Regions from separate parts of the Homo sapiens genome. Here region 2 is linked to region 1. A link is a contact called in ENCODE Hi-C or POLR2A ChIA-PET data. All regions are on one chromosome and are shown on one strand. The core of a region is the stretch at or near the end of the contact, and the rest is flanking DNA. Distances in the headings are between cores, read along the strand shown.

Region 1 (6,172 bases), core at 660-3,159:
AAGTTCAGTTCTGCTTATGTTAAAACATGCCAATACAAACATTAGGAATACAACCATACCCTATGCAATAACCTACTTAGCCACTGACCGACACCTCCACAAATGACCCAACCATAGGACAGTCCTACCTTATTCCAGAGCTTTTATTCCACAAATGAGGACACTGATATCGAGACAGGTGGATCTCCTCCTTCTGAAGGACAGCTGCTAACGGTAGTCAGATGCAACCCAGCTCTGCTGGTGCCAGGGATTGGGGTGGTTTTCTGATGGCAGAGGCAGTCCCTCAGGAGGTGACAAAGCTCCTTTCCTTTCTCTTAGCAAGTGTGGGTGGCTGGCAGCTGAAGCAGGCCTTGGGCAAGGTCCTTCAGTCTGGTTTACTCATCTCAAACTCAGCCAGAGTTGAAGCCCAGCCAGGTCCTTGGAGGCCTCTAGATTTCCTCGTAGATTTTGTAATAGAAGATGTCCTAACAGAAACACAGGACTGAATAAATGTAGATACCTTAGAAAGTCATTTATTTAAAAAAAATAGCTGGGCATGGTGTCATACACCTGTAGTCCCAGCTGCTCAGGAGGCTGAGGCTGGAGGATTGCTTGAGCCCAGGAGTTTGAGGTTGCAGTGAGCTGTGATTGCACCACTGCACTCCAGCCTGGGTGACAGAGGGAGAATTTGTCTCCAGAAAAAGAAAAAAAAAAAAAAAAGAAAGAAAGTCATTTGTAGTATATTTTCTTTGGGAAAATACATTGAGTTCAAAAAGAATTTTCCAAGCTCAACCAATGTATCAATAAATTGGAGACTACTTACAACTCACTTCATTCCACTGAACCAGTATGGATTTCATATTTATATATGCAAAGTAGTACAATAGTTATTTGGTGGATGCAAAAAGAATGGTCCCATGCTCAAGACATCCGCAATAATCCTGGAGAGATGATACAAAGATATATTAAAAACTTAATAATCATATAAGGTAATGTCTGATGACATGCTCGGATGAGTGGAAGAGAAAATGGGCCACTGAAGAATGGAGGTAGTCAGACGTGGTTGAACGCTGCGGCTCCTAAGTCAAATGACCTGCGTGAAACCGCAGCTGCTCCACTTCCTAGTCGTATGGCAAGTTTCTTAAAAGTTCTCTAAGGCGCTGAGAACAGCTCTGGGCATTTTTGGTGCCCCAAAAATGTTAGCCATTATTATTACCTCTCAGTCTGTGCTTGAACCACCACTTCAAGAATGGGCAGGGTGTGAGTAGAGAGGCGGGAGTGGGTTTTGGAGCAGGGTGACAGAATCATAATGAATTGTCCTCGCGAAAAGCTCCACGAACTACTTTTCTAACTTTGTTGGCAGCTACCAAGTGTGGGCGGCAGGCGGCCATCCTCTTGGCCGCCTGAGATCCCAGCGCCTGTCCCCAGGGGGCGCTGCCACCCAGCTGCCGCCGCCCGGCCCAGCGCGCGTCCCCGCCGCCCACCCGCGCGTGCGCGCCGCCCAGGTGAAGAGGCGGCGGCCAGGGCCGCGGCTGGGGCGGGCTCCTCAGTGGGCCGGGAGGGGCGGAGCCGGGAGGCCCGGGCGGGGCGGAGCCGGGACGAGCCCCAGGCTGGAGGCGGGACCAGCCGCTGCCGTCTCCGTCTCGGTGTCCCGGCCCCTACAGCGCCCGGCAGCCGCGGCGGGAGGAGCGGAAACTGTCGGGTGCGTCCCGTTCGGAGCCGCGCCGGCCGAGAAGGCGCCGAGGAGCAGCGAGGCGGCCTCTGTCCGGCCCGGACCCGCCGAGCGGCGTGCGCGCCCCCTCCCCGTAGCCTCGCGGCGCGGCCTCGCCCCGGCCCCTCCCGAGCTCATCGCGGGCCCACGGAGCGGCCCCGGAGGCCCGAGCGCGCCCACCTGAGCCCCCGCGCTGGCGCCATGGCGGAGCAGGAGAGCCTGGAATTCGGCAAGGCAGACTTCGTGCTGATGGACACCGTCTCCATGCCCGAGTTCATGGCCAACCTCAGGCTCAGGTGAGGGCGGAGCGGCCGCGCGCAGGGGCGCGAGGCTGCGCTTTCCCGAGAGGGGGCGCCTCGGGGCGCGGCCGGATCCGGGGTGTCGGGAGCGCCCAAGCTCCAGGGATGGAGGCGCGGCCGGGCTGCGGTGTCCGGGGGTCTGCCAAGCTCCGCGGCTGCGCTTTCCCGAGAGCGGACGCCCCTGGGGTGCGGCCGCTTTGGGGTGCGGGGGGCGTGTCGAGCTCAAGGGCCGCGCTTCCCTGAGAGGGGAGCCCTGGGCGCTGTCCGGGGTTTAGGTGCAGAGGGTGTGCCGCGCGGGAGGGCGCGCTTCCCCGCGCCAGGTGAGGGATGTGGGCGGGCCGGTGACCTCATGGAAACTGAAGGGAAATAACTTGAACGAGAGTTGCGGTGGCCCCGAAGGCCCTAGGAGGACTGGAGGATTATTTTGGAGAGAGGCTGGCGTCTCATCCCGGCTTTACACTTGCTTCTTTTCTTTCTTTCTTCGCCCTTCTTTTTTTTTTCCTCCTGGCGTAGTTCCATCCTGTCATTCAGGATGCTATGGAGTGATCCCTGAGCTGTCTGTTCCGGGACACTGGCTATTTTTTTAGTTACTCTCTAAACGTAATTAGACACGTTTCCAGACATCGAAGAGACTGCTGTACTTGCCAGTGCCAAGATAAACTGTCTGAATTTGACAAGACGTTCATGGTTTTGGTTTTTTTCAAGGAGTTAGTGGATGGAGCTCTTGTGTTATTAACATCCTTGAGAACGTAGTCACAACTCAACGCCCCAAAATGGGCTTCCAAGATGTGGATTTGTTTTAGAAAGCCCTTTACATGCGATTATTTCACCCTTGATAGAGTAATATGTAAACAGTTTTAAAGTAGTTTGACTTAAACATTAAAGTAAGTGGAATTTCAAAATAGCTGAGTTTTGGTGTGCGTGTGTATGTTTCCCTGCAAGCTTTGGCTGCATTTCTTCTAAGGTTTATAGCTAAACATCATTCCTTAAGCTTATAAAGTGAAAGTCATAATCTAGGCTTGGGTGCTTAACCCTAATTTCATTATTAACTACCCCTGTCAATCCAGTTGACAGGGGTCAATCAGGTTGATTACATACCAGCATAATGATAGGATGTTACATTTCTGATCAAGGTTTGGATGTACAACTTTTATAGAAATCACCCCAAATATTAATCAAAATGATATACCTCTACATCAGCTATAACCAATACCCATTATCATAGTGATTAAGAGTCAGACTGTTGAGATTCAAATTCTAGTTCCACTGCATTCTTGCTGTGATCTTTGAGCAAGTTACTTAACCTCTCTGTGCCTCAGTCTTCCCGTCTGTAGGATTGGGGTTGTCCTGAGGGTTAAATGAATTATTAATAATATGTGTATACATACTTCAAAGATTAGTGCCTGGCAAATCCATATTAGTAAAACTGTTTTAAGTTTTCCCAAGTGCACATAAAATAGATAAAGGGGTAAGTTACATAGCAATTTCATAGATTAAGGTTGTTTTAAATTAAGAGATTCTACTCCTCTCCCCCACAGGAAATAAGTTGTGTGCTTTGAGAAATGCCTTTATAATTTTGTCACTCTCAGTTATAATCATTTCAGTTTTTCAGACATTGGTACATTTATTATGTACATACTGTATACAAGACCATGTAGTAACAGTTGAATATGAAGCCTTTCATTTTAACCTCCATCTTTCACCTCCAGCAAATACATGGGCTTAGCCAGAGCTTTTGCAGAATTTTCAGAATTTGAAATTGAAGGCATAGAGTCTAACAGGGCTACATTAGTTTGTAGGACTACTCCTCTGTAATAGAATTAAAACTCTTGTGGTTTTTAAAAAGTAAATTGAGGGAAGGCACTTAGAATTTCTGCTTTTTTTTTTAAAGCATTAAGTCTCTTAAGTGTGAAGTTTGAATCTCAAAATAGATTACTAAGGTGAGCCTAACAACTCCTATGTGTACAGAAGAGAATGCTGCAATTTATTTATATTTATATTTATATTTTTTAGAGATGGGCCCTTAGAGTTGCTATGTTGAGCAGACTGTTCTTGAATTCCTGGCCTCAAGCAATCCTCCCATCTTGGCCTCCCAAAGCACTAGGATTATAGGTGTGAGCCACCATGCCCGGCCGAATGCTGCAATTTAATTCTACTGTGTGCAAGGTACTCTAGGAGATAAGCTAGGAGTATCCAAAGAACTACAAGATGTGCTGCTTACCTCTCGAAGAGGTGACATCTCAATGAAGACCTGGAGAAAGGTGGAATTTTCTATTGATTTAAAGAATAGTTCAAGAAAACAACATCAGGAGGCTGAGACAGAAGGATTGCTTGAGCCCAGGAGTTCAAAGCTGCCGTGAGCTATGATCACACCACTGTACTCCAGCCTGTGTAATAGAGCACGACCCTGTCTCTTAGAAGAAAAAGAAGAAAGAAAACAGAGAGAGACAGAGACACAAAGAGAGAGAGAGAGACAGAGACAGATAAAGAGGAAGGAAGGGAAGGAAGGAGAGAAAAGAAAAAAAGAAAGGAAAAGAAAGAGAAGATAAAAGCCTTATAAAGCTTAGGTGATTATTTGTCAAGTAATTATAGAAATTGTTCTGGAAGTTCAGAAGAGAGAGAGATACCTTAGGTTGACTCCAAAACACCTTATAGAGGAAGAGAGGAGTTGAGCTGAGTTCCAAAGGATGGGTAGGATTTGTAAAGGTGGACTCGTGGCTGGAGAGCATTCCAGGTGGATTAAGCAGCATGAGCAGGGGTTGGCGGCATGAAAGCTGACTCTGGGTGACAGTGAATAAGTTAAGTTGTTTGGAAGGGAAGGGGTTGGTGTTGTGGAGAGGTGGGAGGAATCACCAGCTCTCCATATGGCCATTGGCTAAGGCCCAGGTTTTTAGGTCTACCTTTATACCCAATCTCCACATCATTCAAAATCCTGGGTGTACAGATGTATATGTATTTGTATGTATCTCATCTGTGTGTCCTTGATGACTCTGAGAACTGGCTGTGGTTCTCATTGTACAGATCAGTGATTGTTCATGACTTACTTATACATTAAAATAGTTGGTTCCCTGTAGCCATAAACACAGTGCCAGCAAAGGGTAGCACCCTTACCCTCCTCTGAAACTATAAATTCTGACCCAGACAGAAAACAGTCCTCTCTTTCCTTTCACTTTGCAGAAGGTGACCAGAAACCCACCACTGCGTAATCCAGGTGCTGTTCTGTGATGTTGAAGTGTTTTTGTCTCCTGGAATATTGGTGGTTGGGCACATATTTCTGGTTGTATATAGCTGAAATTGAGCGTGTTTGGTCCATTGGTATATATGGATGTGTGAGTGAAATTCCCATGTGTGCTTGTACCTCATGACTCCTGCCCTCCCAAGCTGTAGTTCCTGCTCTTACTCCCCAGTCTGGAATGTCCTGTCCTCCCTTCCCACCTGGCTCTTCTGCAAGGCCTGCTTCCTTCCTTTAAGTCATGTAATAGTCAAGCACTCAAGGCTGCAGGTGCTTCATGGGTCTGTGTTTTCTCAACAGCAGCACCTAGCATAATGCTGGGTACAGAGTACATTCCTTCATGACAACATTTTTTTGTAGAGAGGGAAAAATGCTTGTTACTTTTTTTTTTAAAAGCTTATGTGGCATTGTCCTTTTAGAATTATCTTCTTGTTTTGCTATTAATCTGGCCTTCTTTTTCCCTCTTGGAGCTAAAGCTTGATTTTTAGACAACTGCCACAATTGATGCAACTTTCTCCTACCATTTTTACTTTTAAAAATTGACCTAGGCCGGGCGCGGTGGCTCACGCCTGTAATCCCAGCACTTTGGGAGGCCGAGGCAGGTGGATCATGAGGTCAGGAGATCCAGACCATCCTGGCTAACAAGGTGAAACCCTGTCTCTACTAAAAATACAAAAAATTAGCCGGGCGCGGTGGCGGGCGCCTGTAGTCCCAGCTACTCGGGAGGCTGAGGCAGGAGAATGGCGTGAACCCGGGAAGCGGAGCTTGCAGTGAGCCGAGATTGCGCCACTGCAGTCCGCAGTCCGGCCTGGGTGACAGAGCGAGACTCCGTCTCAAAAAAAAAAAAAAAAATTGACCTAGATGTGTGTCTGGATGGGGCAAGAGTAAAAGAGTGATGTGGATTACTGCGAGTTAGGATATCTGAGAAGGAGCTTCAACTTATATTTCTTG
Region 2 (6,969 bases), core at 2,041-4,540, 110 kb before region 1:
CAAAGCCCCACTGAGCAGATGCTCCCGGAGGGGATGGCCAGGCGGTGTGTTCATGGGTCTCTCAGCCCAACTGTCAAGGGACAGCCCTTCTGGCATTGACCCTCCATCTCCAGATCTTAACTGAAACAAGGTCTCCCCCAGAACACTGCTCCCCTATAGCCCGCTCAAGGGGAAGCTGCTCTTTCTCCACACACAAGACCCCAAGATGTCCCGAGAGTCTCCTCCACCCCCACCACCACTTCTAAACCATAACCTGCAAAAAGCCCTTCTCCCTGGAAGCCCAGCCTGCCCGTCTGGTTTGACCTCCCTGCCCTGTCATCATTGGCTGTGTGTGGCCAGTCCCCCAAATCACAGAGGACATTAGCACCTGGGTGTCACAGCATCAGGGCTCCTTCATCTCCCCAGACCTAGTCCCCTCCAGTTCCTCTGTGTCTCAGCCAGTCCCTCCCCTGCCCTGGTCATCCCTGCTTCTTGTCCTCACCCGCATTTCCCCACCTCTGTGAGCTCCTATCCCACTGCCCACCACCTCTGACAAGCCTTCCCATGCTTCTCTTGACCTCTGCGCCTCCACACCTGCTCTCCACCTTCACAGAGTCAAAAAGTGAAAGAGTTGTACAAACTCTTGTTTGTGCCAATTGGTGTCCCTGGTCTCCAACCTCCACGGGACCTTGAATGCCCCCGAGGATGACAAAGTGGTTGAGGTCATGGCTTTGCAGCAAGGTTCGGGTTGGAAGCCCCCCTCTGCTCCTTGCTCCATCTCTGATTTTGGGCCCTCCCTGAGGCTTGTTTCTTCCTCTATAAAATGAGGACGTGAGTAACACCTGCCTCATATGATTGTTGGAAGAATAAATGAGAAAAGGCGTGGGCACAGCGTAGCTCTTGGCACTAAAAATAAGTGAGTTGTTGTTTCTGTTATGAACTACAACTAACACTGGTACTCGCGCTTGTCTCTGCTCAGACTTCTCTCTCCCATTTCCCTCACAGGAAATGAAAACCCTCAGTATTGTCCTTTAGCACGCCACGCTGTCCCACCCCTTGGCTCTCAGAACATGATCTCGTCTCCTGCTGCACTAAGAAAAGCAAGGTGCTCACTTGTGGAATTTCTTCCTCTTTCTGCCTTAGCCCTGCTCACTTGCAAACTCATCAGTAGCCTCCTCGCCCTCATCTCCACCCCGTCATTGTTTGGGTACGGGGCCTCCAATCTCATGCAGGCCCATCTTCCCTCTAAGCTCTAGATTTGTCCTTCCCATCACCAAGCCTTGCTCCATCCGTTGTCCCTCCTCTCCCGGCGCGCTAGCACCGTTCCCCTCCTGCTCCTCCTTCCCCTGCTCGTAGAGACTTTCTCAGTCTCCATCTTCTAAATGCCTTCCCTCAAGTCTCATGCTGACTGCTACTCCCTTGTCTCTTTCCCCCTCTTCTCGCCCAAACTCCTGGGGAAAATCGCCACTTTCTCCCTCCCGCTTGTTTTCCAACCTGGTGAATTGGCCTCCCTGCCATCACCGCGCGCTGAAACTGCTCTGCGGGTCCAAGGAGGCCCCCTTCGACTCTGTCTCATGGGAGCTCTCAGCTGTACTCATGCCGTCCGCCACCCGCTGTTGAAAGGCTTGCCTCTCCTGGTTTCCACGATGCTCCCTTCTCCCAGGTTTCCTCCTCCCTCTCTGGCTGACTCTCCTCCTTATCCTCCGTGGAATTCACTTCTGCCCAGGCCATAAACGCTGATATGCTTTCTAAGGCCTTCCTGCCTTGAGCCCTCTTCTCTTCCACTTTGAGGAAACCCCCTGGGCAGCCCTGCTGTTAGCCACCGCCTGAAGGCTGGCAACCCCTGTGGCATCTTCCCCAAGACCTCAGAGGCAGCTACTGGCAGGACACTTCCACTTGAATGCCCTGCAGGCACCTCAAACCCAGCACATCTAAACAGAACCACTGTTTCCATCAATGCCTTCTTCTGCCTTGTGACTTTCCTTATGTGCTTTAAAACATGATGGGCCACACATTTACCCAAACTGGAAATATGAATGTCATTCTTCACTCCTTCCCCATGACATCTTTCACCCAGTTCCAACCAATCAGTCCCAATGTCCTGTGGATTCCACCTTCCCTCCGAGAGCACCGTCCTTTCCTAGGTTCACACCTCCATCCTGGCTTCCTTCATGGTCTTCTTGTATCATGTCTCAACCACTCTTCCAAGCTATTCTATACACATCCATCAGAACAAATTTGTTAAATGAAAAGCCCAGCCCTGTGACACCTTGGATGGCTCCCACCATAACTGCCCCTTCGAGGTCCACACGGCCCTTCACGACCCTTCACAGCCCAGCCCTGCGGCCCACTCCCTCATTCACACGTTATGTTTCAGCAGTGCCACCTTGTTCTCTCACAATGACCTTGCTTTCTAGAACATTCACCCTCTCCTTTCCTCTACATGGTTAACTCTGACTCATACTTGAAGGGTCTTATCAGAGGTGTGTTCCCCAGTGAGAGTCTCCTGGCATGCCACCACCCCCCACACTCTCACACACCCGATCTTCCACATCCTCTGTCACACGAGGCTGGAATAGATGTCAGTCTTTCCCACCACAAAGTTAACTTCTGAAGAACGGCGGCTGGTCTTATTTATCTGCATGTCTTATTTATCTGCAGAGTTGCTGGCATGGAGTAGCTGCTCTGTGGCTGCTTCTGAAACTCAAGTCCACAAAAGGCGTGGCCACAGGGACATGAGACCTTCTTCTCACCGCGAGGGGAGTGAGAAGGAGGAGGCAGCCAACCTGGTGGAGTTTGTCAAGTCTTTGAACACTGTGCCAGGCCTTTCCCAGAGCTTTTCCAACTTAATCTCATCCAATCCTCTCAGCAATTGAAAGGTGTGGGGTTAATATCCCTAAGTTGTAGAGGAGGAAACTAAATTGACTGCTACACATGGACTGTTTTTGATTTTTTTTTTTTTTTTTTTTTTGTAGAAAAGTGACTTAAAAGGAATTCCATCCTGAGCATTTCACAACAGCTCCAGAGTTTCTCTCTCTCTCTCTCTCTCCTCTCTCAGCTGGTCACTCTTCCAGGCCAGGATAACCCCACCCTAACCACCACCTTGTTTTTCTCCACCTGGTCTCTGGCCAGACCAACCCAGCGCCCCTGTTAACAGCCCCAGGAAGAAGGGAAAGGGGGCTCACTGATCAGGGGTGCTCCCCGCAGAGCTGAGACCATGGTGACAATGGCAGCAGCAGCAGTGGCTCAAAACCCTGCTTCAGCTCAAGATGTCCCCCACAACCTTGCCAGGGCCCCAGGCACCCAGTGTTAAGAGAACAATGGGGAAGGCAGGCTCCAGGCCAACGGAGGGCCTTCTAGAACTCCAGCTCTGTGAGCTCATCTTCCACAAACAGCGCCACCACAGAGCTTTGACTAGCCCACCTGAGCCCTTCCACTCAGGGTCCAGAGGCAGAGCAGGATATCTAATCCCAGCCCCCTTGCACATCTCTGCCCCACACACACACACACATACACACATGCGCGCGCGCACACACACACACACACACACACACACACACACACTACACTGAGGGATGACACTTCCTCTCCCAACAGATCTTTCAGATGATTATCCAGGGATAATGGTAGACACCTAGGGATGGTGATGGATGTACAGAGATGGTGATGGGTACCCAGGGATGTTAACAGGTGTGCAAGGACAGTGGTGCGTGTGCAAGGATGGTAGTGGGTGCCCAGAGATGGTGGTGTGTGTGCAGGGATGGTAGTGGGTGCACGGGGATGATGGTGGGTGCCCAGGGATGGTGATAGATGTGCAGGGATGGTGGTTGGTGCCCAGAAATAGTGGTGGATATGCAGGCATTGTGGTGGGTGCCCAGGGACAGTGGTGGGTGTGCAAGAACAGTGGTGGATGTGCAAGGATGGTAGTGGGTGCCCAGGGATGGTGGCAGATATGCAGTGATGGTGGTAGGTGCCCAGGCACAGTGGTGGGTGTGCAGGGACAGTAGTGGGTGCCCAGGGATGGCAGTGGGTGCCCCAGGATGGTGGTGGGTGTGCAGGGATGTTGGTGGGTGCCCAGGCACAGTGATGGGTGTGCATGGATGGAAGTGGGTGCCCAAGGATGGTAGCAGGTGCCCCAGGATGGTGGTGCATGTGCAGGGATGGTGGTGGGTGTTCAGAGACAGTGGTGGATGTGCAGGGATGGTAGTGTTGGGTGCCCAGGGATGGTGGTGGATGTTCAGGAATGGCGGTGGGTGCGCAGAGGCAGAGGTGAGTGTGTAGGATGGTGGTCAGTGTGCAGGTACGGTGGTAAGTGTGCAAGGATAGTGGTAGATTCCCAGAGATGGTGATGTGTGCCCAAGGATTGTGAGGGATGTGCAGGGATGGGGGTAGGTGCCCAGGGATGGTGGTGGGTTCCTAGGGATGGTGGTGGTTGCCCTCTGCTTTTCCAGGCTGCCCATCTCACCATGAAGCTCCTTTGAGTGCCAGAAAGTTCTTCCTTAATGCTGAGCCACAAGCCACTCCCTTCTCCACCTGGATGATGGCCATTCAGTGTGGACAGGTGCAGGGCAAAGGTTACCCTATTGACCCTAAAACTTAAAGGACAGAGAATTGGAAGGAAAGGGCATGTGGTGCCCACGTCTGTGTCCCACAGGAGCCTGAGTCCCACAGCACAGCAGCTAGAGCATAGGCTTTGGGGTCAGGCTGACCAGGGCTGAACACAGGCGCTAGTGACTTCCAGGTGGATGACCTAGAGAAAACAGCCTCACTTTCTGATTCCTTGATTCTCAAGCGGGGATGACAACACCAACCTCACAGGGTACTAGGAAGGCTCAATGAAACAGCAACAAAGTGCTTAGTACCCCAGGTGCTCAATAAATAATAGTAATTACTACTAAGTGCAGAGCACAGCCATAAAAGTGTCTGGTTGCACCATGTCCACCCTATCTGTCTGGGCCCCACCCCAGGACAACCAAGTTAAAATTGAGGGATGGCCCAGCATCAGCACCAGTATTTTTTTCTTTCATTTTTTTATTGAGGTAAGAACACTTAGTAGGAGATCTACCCTCTTAACATATATTTAATATGCAATCCATTATTGTTGACTGTAGAGGACACTGCTGTACAGCAGCTCTCTTGAGCTCATTCATCTTGCCTGACTGGATTTTCTTTTTTTTCTTTTTTTCTTTTCTTTTTTTTTTTTTGTTTTTTGTTTTTTGTTTTTTGAGATGGAGTTTCACTCTTTTGCCAGGGCTAGAGTGAAGTGGCATGATCTCGGCTCACTACAACCTCTGCCCCCTGCGTTCAAGCTATTCTCCTGCCTCAGCCTCCCAAGTAGCTGGGATTACAGGCATGCACCACCACGCCTGGCTAATCTTTGTATTTTTAGTAGAGACAGGGTTTCACCATGTTGGCCAGGCTGGTCTCGAACTCCTGACCTCAGGTGATCCACCTGCCTTGGCCTCCCAAAGTGCTGGGGTTACAGGCGTGAGCCACCACACCCAGCCACCTGACTGGATCTTTATGCTCATTGATTAGTAACTCCCTGTTTTCTCCTCCTGCCAGCCCCTGGTGACCACCATTCCTCTCTTTGATTCCATGAATTTGACTATTCTAGGTACCTGATAAAAGTAGAATTATTTCCTTTTCTGTAACTGGCATATTTCACTTTGCATATTGTCCTTAAATCTCATCCATATTGTTGCATATGTCAGAAATTTCTTCTTTTTTAAGCCTGAATAGTATTCCACTTTGTGTGTATACCACATTTTCTTTATCCATTCATCTGTGTGTGTTAGCTCATTTTGCATTGCCATAAAGGAACATCTGAGGCTGGGGAACTTAATAAAGAAAAGAAGTTTATTTGGCTCACAGTTCTGTAGGCTGTACAGGAAATATGGTGCCAGCATCTGCTGGGCTTCTGCGAGGCCTCAAGAAGGTTTTACTCATGGTGGAAGGTGAAGGGGGAGCAAGCATGTCACATGGCAGGAGAGGGAGCAAGAGAGATGGAAGGAGATGCCAGGTTCTTTTAAACAACCAGCTCTTGCATGAACTAATAGGATGAGAGCTCACTCATTGCCACAAGGCCAGCACAAAGCCATTTATGAGGGATCCACCACCATGACCCAAACACCTCCCAATAGGACCCACCTCCAACACTGGAGATCACATTTCAACATGAGATTTGGAGGAGACACATGTCCAAACCATATCACAGTGGATGGACACATGTTTCCACCTCTTGGCTTTTGTGAACAATGCTGCAATGAACATGTGATATTGTTTGGCTCTGTGTCCCCACCCAAATCTCAACTTGAATTGCAATCCCCATGTGTCAAAGGAGGAAGTTTTAATTCCCACGTGTCAAGGGAGGGAGGGGATTGGACCATGGGAGGGTTTCCCCCATGCTGGTTTCATGATAGTGAGTGAGTTCTCATGAGATCTAATGGTTTTCTAAGCATCTGACATTTCTACCGCTTGCACTTCTCTCATTTGCCACCTTGTAAAACGTGCCTGCTTCCCCTTCAGCCATGATTGTAAGTTTCCTGAGCCACCTCCACCAGCCATGTGGAACTGTGAGTTAATTAAATCTCTTTCCTTTATAAATTACCCAGTTTTGGGTATTTCTTTATAGCAGTGTGAAAATGGACTAATACAGTAAATTGGTACCAATGTAGTGGGGCACTGCTATAAAGATAACTTGAAAATGTGAAAGCAATTTTGGAACTGAGTAACAGGCAGAGGTTGGAACAGGTTGGAGGGCTCAGAAGAAGACAGGAAGATGTGGGAAAGTTTGGAACTTCCTAAAGATTTGTTGAATGGTTTTGGCCAAAATGCTGATAGTGATATGGACAATGAAGCCCAGGCTCAGGCGGTCACAGATAGAGATGAGGAGCTTATTGGGAACTGGAGCAAAGGTCACTATTGCTATGCTTTAGCAAAGAGACTGGTGCCATTTTGACCATGCCCTGGAGATCTGTGGAACTTTGA

The links. Hi-C counts contacts between places; a loop is a spot of excess contacts on that map. ChIA-PET counts read pairs that join two places held with the same protein, here RNA polymerase II (POLR2A). Pooled maps may share reads with other maps.
Region 2: a map of ovary shows a loop between it and region 1 (2.1-fold over the local background). The contact joins the promoter of SPACA3 here to the promoter of MYO1D-DT in region 1. A Hi-C loop is called at or near these places in 5 of 168 maps with a recorded cell type or tissue (Caco-2, IMR-90, MCF 10A and 2 more), 6 of 37 single-sample maps with no recorded cell type and 11 of 50 pooled maps. POLR2A ChIA-PET finds 5 or more read pairs at or near these places in 2 of 52 experiments (Caco-2 and WTC11).

What each region holds. Positions count from the first base shown.
Region 1 is chr17:32,872,592-32,878,763 of GRCh38, reverse strand. It overlaps MYO1D-DT (MYO1D divergent transcript), which reads right to left and starts at 1,909. Exons shown (of 4, transcript NR_184086.1): 1 at 1,871-1,909; 2 at 803-920; 3 at 129-464. MYO1D (myosin ID) reads left to right here and starts at 1,640. Exons shown (of 22, transcript NM_015194.3): 1 at 1,640-1,986. The coding sequence starts at 1,892. RefSeq lists silencers at 1,921-2,108, 1,315-2,304.
Region 2 is chr17:32,988,168-32,995,136 of GRCh38, reverse strand. SPACA3 (sperm acrosome associated 3) reads right to left here and starts at 3,290. Exons shown (of 5, transcript NM_173847.5): 1 at 3,165-3,290. The coding sequence starts at 3,198.